2 separate regions of the Homo sapiens genome follow, and region 1 is linked to region 2. A link is an interaction called in ENCODE POLR2A ChIA-PET data of the cell type or tissue named here. Cell type or tissue: A673. All regions are shown on one strand. Links, peaks and the distances in the headings refer to the core of each region. The heading gives the core; the rest is flanking DNA.

Evidence for each region. Peaks named below come from ENCODE experiments on the same cell type or tissue, not always from the same donor. Only the 100,000 strongest peaks of a DNase experiment are listed, where the experiment ranks them.
Region 1: POLR2A ChIA-PET joins it to region 2 with 5 read pairs; 4 of 35 experiments call an interaction of 5 or more read pairs at or near these places.

What each region holds. Positions count from the first base shown.
Region 1 is chr2:39,534,335-39,542,440 of GRCh38, forward strand. The region is part of intron 5 of MAP4K3-DT (MAP4K3 divergent transcript); the gene reads left to right. Among named protein-coding and RNA genes, the nearest start is that of MAP4K3-DT, 100 kb to the left of the region's middle. In A673, for the core only: no CTCF peak of the experiment used is centred there; no DNase peak of the experiment used is centred there.
Region 2 is chr2:39,404,615-39,412,720 of GRCh38, forward strand. All of the region lies in intron 1 of MAP4K3 (mitogen-activated protein kinase kinase kinase kinase 3), which reads right to left. Among named protein-coding and RNA genes, the nearest start is that of MAP4K3, 29 kb to the right of the region's middle. RefSeq lists an enhancer at 4,252-4,401. In A673, for the core only: no CTCF peak of the experiment used is centred there; no DNase peak of the experiment used is centred there; H3K27ac peaks cover 1,021 bases.

The DNA.
Region 1 (8,106 bases), core at 2,420-6,419, 130 kb after region 2:
AATGAAAGCCACAGTAGAGGGTAGATGAAATAAAGATACAAAGGCATAGATAGACTTCAATAATGATATAAAACAAGCTGCTTAGGACCAAATGCAAAATACAGATGCACTTGCTATGGCAAAGAGGAGCCGAATGACAGGATCATGTCAGTTAACCAAGGAGGGCTTCCTGCGAGAGGCATTGTTCTAAACACAGTTTTGAAGGTAATCTGAGAGAAGGGACCTGCCTAGGGAAAAAGAAGGAGGGCAATCCCTCTGGGATTATCTGTTCAACAAACTCTGCTTTTTCTCTTAATGATTCTGTTTCATCTGTCACACATATTTTTGCTGTGGTCTAAATAATTCAGACCACTCTGTCTGCGTAGATGTGATCTCTCAAGAATCCTTGTTTGGCTGTGCAGGTGTTTATAGTTTCACTAAAAAGTGTCTCATTTTTTTAAACATAGAGTGTGAATGTATAATGTGCAGATTTAATTCTGGGTAAAAATGCCAAGATGTGGACTACGCTGCCTCCTTCTAGTAATTACTCATTTCTGACAAAAAAGTAGGAGGCTTAATTTACCTCTAGGGCAATTTAAAAACACTATTGCCAGTTAATTCACTCCCAACCCCGTTTCCCAGACAGGTTTGTTTTTCCTTTCTTCTCTCAATCCTTGTTTTAAAAGTTGTATGTCTTTTCTGATTCATGGCTGTGTAGGCATTTAGTCAAAGTTAGTCTGGATAAAGTTAACACTTTCCTCTAAAGACAAATATGTTTTGTCTTTCTGGGAATATGATACTTAGAGAAGAGCTGTAGATTACATTCTATAAATGTGGACAAATTACATATGCATTCTATGCATGTCTCTATCAGTACCTTCCCCACGGGTAAGCGAAAAACTTTCTGTATCTATTAAAGCAGGAATTTAGATCCCATTCATGGGATTATAAATCGTTAATCTTCATGGATCCGATGGACAAAATGGTGGGTGGGGGAACCTCTTGTTGCTTCATAGAACCGGATGGCTCCACATCATTTTACTAAGAGGACTTAAAAGTTAGTTTCAAACAGCTGTCAGAATGATTCCCCCCTTTCTTAAGGCACTCATTAGAAAATAAAACCAGATATAATTAACAAACAAACAAACCTATCTGCCTGCTGTTCTAACTTGTTATAATAAGTGTTATTTCTACTTACAAACACTATCCTGTCAGCATCATGCTGTTTCTTTAATAAGACTTCTGCACTGGGGGGAAAAAAGGTTTGCATTAAACTTAAGTCTTGACTTGTCTCTATTCTATTCTTGCTCATCTGCATTCAGATCCAATTTGCTTCGAGGTTGAAAGGAACTAAAGTGTCTAAACCATCTCCAAGAGAGAGAGGAGGGACCTTTCTGCTCTTACAGTTGGATGAAGGATGGGGCTGCCCTGAGGCTTGCACAGACACCCTTATTTCCTTGCTGTTGGGCCTAGATGACCCCTGTAGCCAGCAGAGTAGGCAAAAACCCCTTCTGCTTCCTGGCGTTAATTTTCCAGGTGAATGACGATGTTTTCATATGCTTGATAAGTTCCAGAGGCTCATGTGAGTGGACAGATCTAGAGAGGACTTCGGCTCCAGAGCTCATCTGTGGTTTGGTAAGAGTGGCAAACTGAATGACAATAATTGGAGAGTTGCTGAGGTGGCAAATACAGCAGCAAAGATAATGCTATGTGATCGAAATGTTAGGGGCTTATGGTTTTTCTTCTTTGGATTCTTAAAATTAGTTTTTTTAATTCTGGAAAACTTCAAACATATACAAAACAAGACAAAATAAAAATAATGAACTCTCCCCAGATGCGGTGCCTCACGCCTGTAATCCCAGCACTTTGGGAGGCTGAGGCAGGTGGATCACCTGAGGTCAGGAGTTCAAGACCAGCCTGGCCAACATGATGAAACCCGATCTGTACTAAAAATACAAATATTGGCCTGGCATGGTGGTGCATGCCTGTAATCCCAGCTTACTCAGGAGGCTGAGGCATGAGAATCGCTTGAACCCGGGAGGCAAAGGTAGCAGTGAGCCAAGATCGCGCCACTGCACTCCAGCCTGGGCGATAGAGCGAGACTCCATCTCAAAAACAAAACACAACCAAACTATCATGCCATCACTCATTTTCCGTAATTATTTTCTGACATCTTGTTAACCTATATCCCTACTAATTTCTCCCTCCTGTATTATTTTTGAAGCAAATTCAAGACATCATATCATTTAATCTGTAAATATTTTAGTTTGTTTTTCTAAAAATTAAACACTTCTTTTTAAAAATGTAACAATATCACAAATACGCTTAAAAGTAGTTAATAATTAATTTCTTAATATAATCAAATATACTGTATTTAAATTTTCAGTTGTCTCATAAACAAATTTTTAAAATAGTTTCATCATGATTCAAGTAAAGTCCTACAATATGACTATTTGATATGTTTATTAAGTCTTTCTTTGCCCCTTTTCAAAATAAACTGTTTATTTTGGAATAATCATAGATTTACAGAAAAGTTGCAGACACAGTACAGAGAGTTCCTGTGTACTTTTCACCCAGTCCCCCTTATATTAGCATCTTACATAATTACTGCATACTTGTCAAAACTGAGGTAATCATTGGTACATTACTATTAACTAACCTATAGGCTTTATTCAGATTTCACTAGTTTTTCCCTTGATGCCACTTTTTTTCCAATTCAGGAGACCACAATACATTTATTAATAGTCATTATGATTCCTTAGACTCCTCTGATTTGTGCATTAGTCAGTCTTGTTTTTCATGAGCTTGACAATTTTGAAGAGTTCTGGTCAGATATTTTGTAGAAAGTCTCTCAATTTGGATTTGTCTGATGTTCTCTTATGATTAGACTAAGGTTATGGGTTTTGGGGAAGAATACCACTGATTCTTCGCATAGAATAAAGTTTCCTTCTCATGGCCTTGTATCTGGGGGTACAGAGTACATATCAACATGACTTTAAGTCTCTTTAATCCACCTCTCTATCTCTATCTCTTTCTCTTTCTTTTTTCCTAGTGCAAGTTACTTTCTGAGTCACTCGGGGTTTTTTGGTTGATAAAAGAAAAACTTAGCTGGGCACAGTGGCTCTTGCCTGTAATCCTAGCACACTGGGAGGCCAAGGCAGGTGGATCCCTTAAGCCAGGAGTTTGAGACCAGCCTGGGCAACATGGCAAAACCCCATCGCTACTAAAAATACAAAAATTAACTGTGTGTGATGGCACATGCCAGTAATCCCAGCTACTCGGGACGCTGAGGCAGGAGAATTGCTTGAACCTGGGAGGCAGAGGTTGCAGTGAGCTGTAATCGCGCCACTGCACTCCAGCCTGGGCGACAGTGAGACTTCGTCTCAAAAAAAAAAAAAAAAAAAACCAAGAAAAACTTCAACCAAGTTAAATTTAAAGGAGTTTAATTGAGCAATGAACAATTCGCGAATCGGGCAGCCTCCTGAGCCAGGGTAGGCTCAGGGGCGCAGCGCAGCCACGTGGTGGAACAAGATTTATGAACAGAAAAAGGAAAGTGATGTACAGAAAATGGAAGTGAGGTATGGAAACAGCTGCATTGGTTACAGCTCGGCATTTGCCTTATTTGTACATGGTTGAACTGTTAGCTACATTGGATTGGCCAAAACTTGGTGACTGGCACAAGTGTAGGCTATGGTCTGGTTACACCTCCACTTGTTATAGTTCACAATGTACAGAAAAACCTTTAGGCTGAACTTAAAATATGTAAGCAGAGAGCTTTAGGCTGAACTTGATTTAACATGGTTTTATTTTGTTTTTAACAAATAGAGGCCATGATGACTGTTTAGGCTGAGTAATGGAGGCCTCTGCTCCAAGGGCAGGCTGCTTTTCAAACAGTTGCCATCTCAGTAATTTTTATCCATTTGCATCTCACAACATCACAAGACAGGTTTACATAAAAGTCCAGGTTACCCTGCAGGCTGCGTGGTAACCTTTGATTTTAGGTTGATACTGGAGAGAAGGTCCGAGAAGAAGCCATCCTTAACAGGAAATACATTAAAAAAATTCTTTGAAACTGGTTCCTGTGTCATTGAAAGGCTTGGGTAAGAACACACACATGGCTGGGCATGGTGGCCCATGCCTGTAATCCCAGCACTTTGGGAGGCCGAGGTCAGCAGATCACCTGAGGTCAGGAGTTCGAGGTCAGCCTGACCAACATGGCAAAACCCCGTCTCTACTAAAAATTCAAAAATTAGCCACACCTGGTGGTGGGCACCTATAATCCCAGCTACTCGGGAGGCTGAGGCAGGAGAATCACTGGAACCTGGGAGGTGGAGGCTGCAGTGAGCCGAGATTGTGCCATTGCATTCCAGTCTAGGCAACAGAGCAAGACTCTGTCTCAAAAAATAAAAAATAAATAAAAAGGACATATATCCATATCCCCTGTAGAGGTATGTATTATTGATATTAGAAAGAGAATACACTGTCTTAGTCCATTTTTGTGTTAGCTGTGACTGGGTAATTTGTTAAAAAAAAAAAAAAGAGGTTTATTTGGCTCATGATTCTGGTGGCCAAAAAGTCCAAGGTGGGGCAGCTGCATCTGGTGAGGTTCTCATGCTGCTTTGACTCATAGCAGACAATGAAAGGGGAGCAGGCATGTGCAAAGAGATCACATGGCAAGAGAGGAAGCAAGAGGGGAAAACTGAAGAAGCCAGACTCTTTTTTAACAGCCTGTCCTGGAGGAAACTAATCCATTCACACAAGAATGAGAACTCATTCACCCCTGTGGAAGGGCATTAATCTATTCATAAGGGATCCACCCCCCATGACCCACGACTCCCTCTAGGTTCCACCTCACAACATTGCCACATTGGGGATCAAACTTCACCATGAGTTTCAGCAGGGACAAAGCACATCCAAACCATAACATACACCAAGACTTCAGGAAATTCTTATAAATGGACACTGGGGATGATTAAAATCTTCTGACATTGGCTCTGACTAACCAGAGTCCTCAAGTTTTCACATGGCAGGATAATAGCACAAGCAAAGGAAGAAAAAAAAAAAACACAATTGTCTCCCTCATGACCACAGTGCTTTACTTTTTCCCGTGTGTCTTTGCCTGTATTACCTAATGTCATTGTTGAAGTACTTGCCTTAGTAGGAAGTATCACCTTTGCTCTGATAAGGAAACTGAGAAGGCTGAGAGAGGTCCTATAGCTTTGTCAGATGGCCAGTTATGGCTGGAACTGGGGTTAGGATACAGGTGTCCTTCCTTTGCATGCTGTTGTCAGGTAAGATTCAGGCAGATGCCATCCAGGATCAACCTTTGAAGGCTTTTTGATATCAAAATATCAAACATCTCAGGATGAATGATTAAAATTAGAATTTAATGGTATAGCCCCAAGCTTCTCATAGTGGACAGCTCAAATGTTGATTTGGAAGACTTGTGCTCTAAATCTGGCTTAGTGTTGCTATACCAATAGATACCTTCAATAGCAATCCTCTTTTGTTTTGACTACTGGGGTTCAGGCAGCAGCTCTGATCCTCTCAGCACATGGTCTTGGTCAGGAGGATGAATAACTGGCCATGTCTTATTACAATTTGTTCCTGGAGGTGCTCCTTGGCTTCCAGCCTCCCCAGAGCAGGGTCACACTTGGAGCCCACATAGCCCAGCATTCTGGAGCAGAATGGTACTTCTGAATCCAGCCCTTGGTAGCTCTCATCATAAATGTGGAAGCACATTTGTAATTGCAAAATATGCAAGGCAAGGGGATGGAGAGAGAAAAAAGAGTGATTCACCAAGGCTCTCCTGCAAGAAAAATCCAGCATTGAAACATACCTTGACATCTCAGATACAATGTCTACTTCTGGTAATGAAGATGCTGACACCAGAGTGCTACTGTGATGGGGTCCTCTTATTAACAGAGCCATGATTGTAATATGGGTGAAAAGCTCAGGCTAATGAGGGTGACTTTGAATATACCCTTGGTTTTACAAGAAGGATCTATTGCTCTTTCCCCTTGCTTGGTCCATGGGCAGGCAGCGGAGTTTAATGATGCTTCACACACAGTGTGCCTCCACCGTGGTAAGGCATTTCAAGGAAACTCTAGTTGGGCTTTTGCATTGTTGGACCATTAATATTTTTAATGGTGACAATAAAAGCTGGAAGAACTCAAATCTCAGCAAGGGTTTTCAAGAGGCAGTATAATAATGAGGCAAGCTGAGCCCTGGGTGGTAGGGCCTCCAGGTTCTTGCTCTGCCCCTGGCTGGCTCTATATCCTTGATCTTGCCACTTAACCCTGCTTTCTGAGTTCCAGAGGAATGTGCAGGTGAAACTCTCCTTGCCCTGCCTTGTGGGTAAGCTTTGAGAAACAACAGATTGGGAGTGTAGAAGGTGGGGGGAGTTTGAAAGAAAGAGAAAAGGGGAAAACAGGTTACATTTTGAACACAGAAATTACTTAATAATAAGCAGTGACAGAATGCCTACACAGTGGAGTTTTGTAGTCAGAGTGAAGATTTATTTGGCATTTAAAATTCGTTTTTTTCAGTGAGCACAGGCTATTTGAGGGAGTTGAGAGAAAGGAGAAAAGGGAAAGAAATTTAAAATGTCAAGAATAATCTATGTAGAGGTTTCTACCAAAAATTCTACTGATTTACAACTCTTCCTACTTACAGGAAACAGATCTTTCTATTAGGATTATTCACACCATGGCTGTTTTCTACACTGTTGAATAGCGCGAGGTTTCTTCACCCACCCCATTTCCCCAACAATTGTCTAAAGCTCAAAAAGCAAAGCCATTTAGATTGTTGGCCCTCTGAGGCCTTAGAACAATGAATGACCTAATTTTTTCCACAAGTCCTGTTGCTGAGCCTGTGTGTCTCACCTTTTTAGCTGGCTTATCTTGGGGACCTTATGAAACTGTGTGCCTAAGAATAACCTAGTGTTTTAAAAACAAATAGACTAAGTCCTGTGTGAGCCTCTCATGAAGGGCATTTCTAATTCCCTCTTGGAAGCTTGAGCTTGGATTGGTCATCGGTATTTTAGGGTTATCTGCTGAGTTTAGTTTTCCCCCTACCCTGTTTTGTCAGGATCTTGCCTTCCCTGACCCTCCTCATAGTTCCAGATGACATCTGGGTCATGGCAAAATGTGGACACTCTGGTGAAGCCCTGAATCTGGCCAGAGAATGTGGCTCTGCATTCAGCCCAGGGTACTGAAGGTTCCTGGCTGGGTGAGGAGAATCATGAATCTCATGGGAGCCAGCAGGGTTAAAGTTGCTTCTGCCTCTCACAGACCAAACTCAGATCTTGCTGGGCTAAGGGGTTAATACATCTGAAGTGGCTTAACAACTACCCCCGCTCAGTATTTCTTGTCCATTTGTTCTTGAGGATGCTATCTCTGACGAATCCTGACTCGATCTCCTGGGAGAGACAATGTGAGGACTGTAGATACTTACTTGGTCACACTTCTGTCATCCGATGACGGCCTGTGTCTGTTCCCATTCCTCACCTTAGTAGACATCTTTGCTCCTAGTCCTTTCCAGGGTTTATACCCATTGACAGGGCACTTTCCTTGGTGGTTAAACATTCTAGAAGATTCGTTGGTGACATCTTGGTCCTGTTTTGAACAGGTCTTACACAAATTCCGTCTTGGTTATACACTTACTATGGACGTGGCTTGGAATGGAAAGAGCACTGGATGGGGAGTCAGGAGATGGGATTCTAGTCTCCGCTCTGCCACTCACTTTATGACCCAGGAAATGCTCTTTCAGTTCCAAGGGTATTATTTTTCTTCCTTGTAAATTGAGGGGTTAGTCTACTGCTAAGAGGATCTCTAAAGGCCTATGCAAAAAGAAGTAGAACATTGATCTGGTGAAAAAGGTGAACAACTTGTAGCGTTCTGCAAGTATGCTGTATGTTTATGTGTATAAGTGCCAACAGGTCTGAGAAAAAGAAGATACTGATAAAAGAAACTGCTTAACTATTCTCATCTCTATGATTGCATAGAAATCAGTTATTTGTAATGGAGTTTTGCCTACTCAGTATAAACAAGGAAGGAAAAGTCTTCCTGTATTGGCCTACTGGGTCTAGGCTTCTGAAGACCACCAGTGGCCATTTTATCACCTGTA
Region 2 (8,106 bases), core at 2,361-6,360:
TTCTTTTTTTTTTTTTTTTTTTTTGAGGTGGAGTTTTGCTCTTATTGCCCAGGCTGGAGTGCAACGGCACGATCTCGGCTGACCACAACCTCTGCCTTCTGGGTTCAAGCGATTCTCCTGCCTCAGCTTCCTGAGTAGCTGGGATTATAGGCTTGCACGACCACACCTGGCTAATTTTATACTTTTAGCAGAGACGGGGTTTCTCCATGTTGGTCAGGCTGGTCTCGAACTCCCAACCTCAGGGGATCCGCCCGCCTTGGCCTCCCAAAGTGCTGGGATTACAGGCTTGAGCCACCACACCCAGCCGATTTCTGAGGTTTCTAACTCCAGTCCCTGGCTCCCAGATGGCATCTCTGGACCCACCTGGGGTCTAGAGGAACTCCTCAACCTGAAGGGAAGGACACAAGCCTGGTTGGCTTCACCATCTGCTGATTACAGATACCTAGGGTCTTGAGCAAACATAGGCAGTAACCAGGTAGGGGTCACAGCGGGCCTTGGGCAAGACCCAGTGCTGTGCTGGCTTCTGGTCTGACCCAGCACAGTCCTGGTACGGGTGGCAACAGAGGACCTTGTGTCACCCCTCCCCCAGCTCCAGGCAGCTCAGAACAGAGAGAGAAATGATGTTTCTTTAGGAAAAAGTAAAGGAAGAGAATAAGAGACTGCCTATGATACAGGGAATTCTTTTGGATCTTATTGAAGACCACCAAGGACGTACCTCTACAAGTCTACTAGAACTACAGTGTTACTGGGATTGGGTTGTCCTTTACTGCAGGTATGGCTTAGATTACAAAATCCAAGTCCTTTTGAATATCTGCAAGGCCTTCCCAAGAAAGACAAATACAAACAAGCCCAGACTAGAAAGACTACAAGAAATACCTAACTCTTCAATGCCCAGACATGAACAAACATCCATAAGCATCAAGACCATCCAAGGAAACATGACCTCATCAAACAAACTAAATAAGACACCAAGGCTGGGCACGATGCTCACACCAGTAATCCCAACACTTTGAGAGGCTGAGACAGGAAGACTACTTGAGCCCAGGAATTCAAGACCAGCTTGGGCAACGTGTTGAAATGCCGTGTCTACAAAAAATACAAACATTAGCCAGCTGCAGTGGTGTGCACCTGTGGTCCCATCTACGTGGGAGGCTGAGGTGGGAGGATCACCTACCTAAGCCTAGGAGGTAGAGGTTACAGTGAGCCGAGATCATGCCACTGCACTCCAGCCTGGGTGACAGAGTGAGACCCTATCTCAAAAAATAAAACAAAATAAAAAAGACACCAGGGGCCAATCCTGGAGAAACCAAGATATGTGATCTTTTAGAAAGAGAATTCAAAATAGCTGTGTTGAGGAAACTAAAAAAAATTCAAGATAACTCAGAGAAGGAATTCAGAATCCTATCAGATAAATTTAACAAAGACACTGAAATAATTAAATAGAATCAAGCAGAAATTCTGCAGTTGAAAAATGCAACAGACATACTGAAGAGCACATTGGAGTCTCTTAATAGCAAAACTGATCAAGCAGAAGAAAGAATGAGTTAGCTTGAAGACACGCTATTTGAAAACAGAGGAGACAAAAAAAGAATTAAAAAAACAAGCACATCTGCAAGATCTAGAAAAAAGCCTCCAAAGGACAAATCCAAGACTTATTGGCCTTAAAAAGGAGGTAGAGAAAGAGACAGGGGTAGAAAGTGTATTCAAAGGGATAAGCAGAGAACTTCCTAAACCTAGAGAAAGATATTAATATCCAAGTACAAGAAGGTTATAAAACACCAGCAGATTTAACCCAAAGAAGACTACCTCAAGACATTGAATACTCCAAACTCCCAAAGGTCAAGGATAAAGAAAAGACTCTTTAAGCAGCAAGAGAAAGGAAAATATACACTGGAGATCTAATACATCTGACAGCAGACTTTTCAGTGGGAGCCTTACAGGCCAGGATAGAGGGGAAAGGCATAAAGTGAGGAAGGAAAAAGAACTTTTGCCCTAGAATAGTATATTCAGCAAAAATATCCCTCAGACATGAAGTAGAAATCAAGACTTTCCCAGACAAACAAAAACTGACAGATTTCATTAACACCAGACCTGTCCTACAAGAAATGCTAAAGGGAGTACTTCAATCAGAAAAAAAAAGGATGCTAATCAGCAACAAGAAATCATCTGAAGGTATAAAACTCACTGGTAACAGTACACAGAAAAACAGAATATTACAACACTGTAATTGCGGTATGTAAACTACTCTTAAGTAGAAAAACTAAAAGAAAAGAATACTTCTCAATTGAGGCTAGCATTATTCTGATAACAAGACACAGATGTTACAAGAAAACTACAGACAAATATACCTCATGAACATAAAAAATTCTTAAAATTTTAGCAAATCAAATACAATGTTAGAAGGGATAATACATCATGATCAAGTGGTATTTATCCTAAGAATACAAGGTTTAGTATTAGAAAAATCAATCAGTATAATTCACTGTATTAACAGACCAAAAATGAACAAAAATTGGTCATCTCCACAGAATAAAAAAGTAAATAAAATCTAAAATCTGTTCCTGATACAAACTCAGCAAACAGGAAATAAAGAGAACTGTGCCAATATAGCAAATAGCATATGAAAAAGACCTAAAGCTAACATCAAAGGAAATGGTGAAAGCCTAAATAGTATCTTCCTAAGAGCAGGAACAAGGGAAGAATGTCTGCTCTCACCACTTCTATTAACAACTTAAAGGAAAAAAAAAAAAAAGGATTTAAAGTTGAAGAATGCCAGTTGGAGAATGGTTTGATAATCTGAAGAAGTGGTTTGGCTTAAAAACGTCAAGAAAACAGAAGAAACAGCTACTGCCAACCAAGAGGCAGCAGAGGAGCTCCCAGACACCATTAAGAAAATCATTCAGGAGAAAGGTTATCTGCCTAAACAGGTTTGTTTGTTTGTTTTTGTTATTTTTGTTTTGTTTTTTATAGAGCGAGAGACAGGATCTCACTCTATTGCCCAGGCTGAAGTGCTGTGGCATGACCTTGGATCACTGCAGCCTCAACCTCCTGGGCTAAAGTGATCCTCTCATCTCAGCCTCCTGAGATGGAAACTGAGACCACAGGTGCATGCCACCACATACAGCTAATGCTCTTATTTTTTATAGACATGGGGTCTCACTATGTTGCCCAGGCTGGTCTCAAATTCCTGGGCTCACGTGACCCTCCCATCTCGGCCTCCCAAAGTGCTGGGAGTGCAGGTGTAGGCCACTGTGTCTAGCACTGAACAGGTTTTTTAATGCAGATGAAAGTGCCCTATTTTGGGAAAAAAATGCCACAAGATATTAGTAAAGAAGAGAAGCAAGCACAGGATTTATGGCAGGAAAGGATAGGCTAACTCCATCCACTGTTTTGTGCAGATGCAGTCAAGTTTATGATCAGGACTGCTCTTATCTACAAAGCTTTTAACCCTTGAGCCTTAAAGGGAAAAAATAAACACCAGCTGCCAGTCTTTTGGTTGTACAAAACAAAAACAAAAAGCAAAAAATAAAAAAAACCATCTAGATAACAAAACCCTTTTTCTGGATTGGTTCCTTCCATGCTTTGTCTGTAAAGTCAGGAAGTACCTTCTCAGTAAGGAACTGCCTTTTAAAGTTCCTTTGATATTAGACAATGCCCCTGGCCACCCAGATCCCAGGAGTTCAACACTGAAGATGTCAAAATAGTCTACTTGACCCAAGCACAATATCTCTAATTCAGCATCTAGATCAGGGGGTCATAAGGACCTTTAAGGGTCATTAGACACGATACTCTAGGGAAGGGACTGTCAATTCAATGGAAGAGAACACCAACAGAGAGAATGTCATGAATGTCTGGAAGAATTTCATCATTGAAGATATATTGCTGTTACAGAAAAAACCTTTAAAGCCATCAAGCCTGAAACAAAAAATTCCTGCTGGAGAAAACTATGCCCAGATGTTGCACATGACTTCACAGGATTTATGAGAGTCAGTCAAGGAAATCATGAAAGAGATTGCAGATATGGCAAAAAAAAAAAAAAGGTGGTGGGGGGTTGGGTGGGTGAAGGGTTTCGAGATATGGATCTTAGAGAAATTTAAGAGCTAACAGATACCAAACCAGAGGAATTAACAGAAGCAACTTGATGGAGATGAGTGCTTCTAAAGCAGTGCCAGACGATGAGGAAGAAGACAAAGAAGAAGCAGTGCCAGAAAGCAAAGTAACATCAGGCAATCTGGCAAATGGGTTTGATTCTCCAAGACTGCTTTGACTTCTTTTATGACAGGGATCCTCCCATGATACAGGCACTGAAACTAACAGTGGGAGGATTGGTACCATATAGAAACATTTTTAGAGAAATGAAAAAGCAAAAAAGCCAGACAGAAATTACAATGTATTTCTGTAAAGTTATACTGTGCCTGCCTCTTCTGTCTTTCCTTTCACTTCTGCCACCCTGACAGCAAAACCAACCCTTCCTCTTCCTCCTCAGCCTACTCAACATGAAGACAAGGATAGACACTTATGATGATCTACTTCCACTTAAGGAATAGTAAATATATTTTCTCTTCCTTATGATTTCTTCGCCTTTCCTTTTCTGTAGCTTACTATATTGTAAGAATATAATACACAATACATATAAGAAATACACGTTAATTAACTATTTATATTATCAGTAAGACCTCTGGTCAACAGTAGACTATTAGTGGTTAAGCTTTGGGGAAGTCAAAAAGTTATACATGGATTTTCCACTACATGGGGGGCTGGCTCCCCTAACCTCTCTGTTGTTCAAGGATCCACTCTAATATTGCTGAACTTCAATAAATGATCCACTTGGAAGCTGGCTGCAGTGGCACCAGCTTATAGTCCCAGCTACTCTAGAGGCTGAGGCAGGAGAATCATTTGAACCCAGAAGTTTGAGTCCAGCCTGGGCAACATTTAAAAACAAAACGACAACAACAAATCACTTAAAGCTAAACTAGATGTTTCAGCCAGTTTGTAAATTTCTCCAGAAAATATTGAGTATGCAGAGAACAGAAATCGGAAGAGAAAAATAAAGCATAGTAGATATTGAGATATACTCAGAGTTGAAAATAAACAAAAACAAGGTTAATTTAACAGTGTGAACAGAAATAGACTAAAAATAATTATCCATATTCTACATGGAATCTCTGTTTATGTTACAGTTGGTATAAATGCCTATTTACCTAGTACTATAATAAATGTAAAGACAGATCTCTAATTCACAGGCACTGAGATAAAGGACAATGTGGTTAAGCAATAACTGAAGACTCAATAGCACTTAAAGGGATAGTTTCTAAGTGCTAATTCCAATGATGGAATGAAAATAGCAGAAAGGTATTTCCATTGTTAAGGTACTTTGAAAAACTTCTTACCACAAACTGAAACATAAAATGCTACATATGATTATGCCCAACATTTGCTTTTTCAATATCCTTTACGTTTTTCTGACTACAGCGAAGAAGTAACTTTGGTTAATCTCTTTTTAGTTTCTACTTACACCTAGGTCTGGGTATGGTAGTTTGGGATTGTGGAGGAGGGAGCTGCTAATCTGTCATTTAAAGCAACAGCTGATTTCTAGTTCAGCAACAGGCCACTGCATCATCTACACATAAGAGGCAGCTGAACCCTTTATAGATTGGCAGGACATACCACAAATAGCCACAATCAAGAATTTGGAGTTCCCTGTATTCACGCAACATCCTGTACCCATGTCAATAATTAGACATAATTTTACAATCCTAGAAAATTAGAGCAATAAAATCATAACAAAGCAACTGGTAATATTATGAAGATCTTAGCATTTCTTGTAAAGCTTTCTATCTTTATAAATGTTGGTTCTTTGCTAATACATTATAATAACAAACTCTACTGAAAACCATTACAGTCACATGTCACTCTAACAGCCAAAAATCTTATTACATGATTTTGGAACACATACACAAGTGTGTGCAGAAAGCAGTATTTCTCTTCCACAGACAAATGGTAAATTATTTATCATGAAAATAATATTTAAAAGATCATTTTTAAAAAGGTCTTTGCATGGTGGAAGACTAAAACTAGTACTTTTCATAATATGAAGGATAACAACATTTCCAAGTTTTGAAAAGCTTTTCTAGCTCTTCAAAAATGTAATTTTCACTATAGCAATTAAACCAAAATGCACAGAATAGCCATTTTAGCTATACAAAAGGATATACGGTACAATGACATCAAAGGCACATATGTCATAGTTTTTGCTACTGATATCCTAGAATTGTTTTTGTATGTCATCTTTTCAAAGAAACATATCTTCACCATATAATCTACATTAGCATTAAATACACCTTTGAGAAACTGTTTAAAAGAACAAAATATTTTGATATCATTATGCCATTTTTTTTACTTAAGCTGGAGATAAATGAACAGAATCTATGTCTTTTTAAATACAGGACAGTAATTCAACAGTAATTTTTAAAAACAAAGTATACTCCATATAATTGTATGCCTTAAGTTTAAGTGAATTTCCTGTGAGGACTGGGAAATGGATATTTACATCAGAGAAATGTTTTCTTCTTGGCGTCTATTTTTAGTTAAAACCGTTATTTAAAATCCAATTTTAAAGCAGAGTACAGACAGAAAGCCAGTAAGTTTGACTCCCTCACTTCTGACACGAAGGCAGATGTTTTCCCTACATTTTTCCTACTTAAATCATACTAGAAAGTTGTGGTACATATTCCAGATTGAGTGTACCAATTTACATTCCCTCTCTAAACAGTGACTCCATTTCATGATGTGAGCATGAGGAAAGAATGGTGTATGGTTTCAGTGTCTTGTTTAGTTATTAAATACTTACTGAGAGCTAATCACATGCCAGGTATGGTGCCGGGTACAGGGACACAAAGATATGGTTTATGCTTATGCTTAATGTCTTTGCTAGACGATTAAACTACAATGTTACAATTCTGGAAATCCATTTCTCTGATGACCACTGGTGAGAAAGTGGATGGAACCAGTAAGCTTTTATCTGGCAAAGGCTTCGTCATCCATTCAGTTCTAAGTGCATCAAGTATCTGTCAAGTACTTTCATGAGCACAGAAGTTTGTCAGAATTGAACAAAATAACTCTAAGGAACTGTGACTGTTAGCAATGAAAAAAATGTGACGATCTGCAGAGAGGGAAAGTGACTAAACGTAATGGCTTGAGGTTCGAAGGGTAATGGCTACATATCTACATGGTGACTAAATCTACATGGTGACTAATAAAAGGAAGCTTAAACACTTGACAACACGCTTCATGGCACTCTAGAGAGTTTACAAAGTATGTCACATATATTATTTCATTTTAACTTTCCTGACCATATCATTTTACAAGGCAAGAAATGAGTGAGGGTAAACCAGGCTTTCAGTAGTACACTAACTCTGCATTTCCCAAAGTGTGTTCTGTGGAATTGGAATATTACAGTCATTAGGAAGATCACTTTAAAGATCAAATGTTCCAGAAAACACACTTTGGTAAACTGCAATGATTTGCCAAATAAGACCAAAATAATTAAGTCAGAGAACATACTTTCAGGGGCAAAATCAGTAACAGCTAGCGCGGGTCAGGGCCCTGGAAAAAGACCACCAAATTGGATCTACAGGAGATCGCGCCACACCTAGCTGCAGTCACCACCATCTCCTTTCAGCTATACGCTGAACAGCTCACTGTAGCAATTAATGTCGTCCCCCAAAATATTTACTGACCTTCTATTGTAGTCCATCTATTACACTAGAAGCTGGAGATATAACAAGGAATAAGACAAAGAAGGCCCCTGATCCCACGAAGCTTACATTCCAGTTAAGGGAAATAAAAACAAAAAAAATTAGATTGATTAGTCCTAGGCAGGAGGAAAAGCAAAAATACCTAGATGATATGATAGAATATGACTTGAGATAAGCTATTAAAATAAAAACAAACAAACAAAAAATAAAACCCTAGAAACACTCAGAAGGGCTTTCCTAAACGGCGATCATGAAAATAGCCCTAAATTTACATGACAATGAAGAACAGGAACAAATACTACTGCAATAGTAGTTAACGTTTATGAAGTACTTACTATGTACAGGTTAT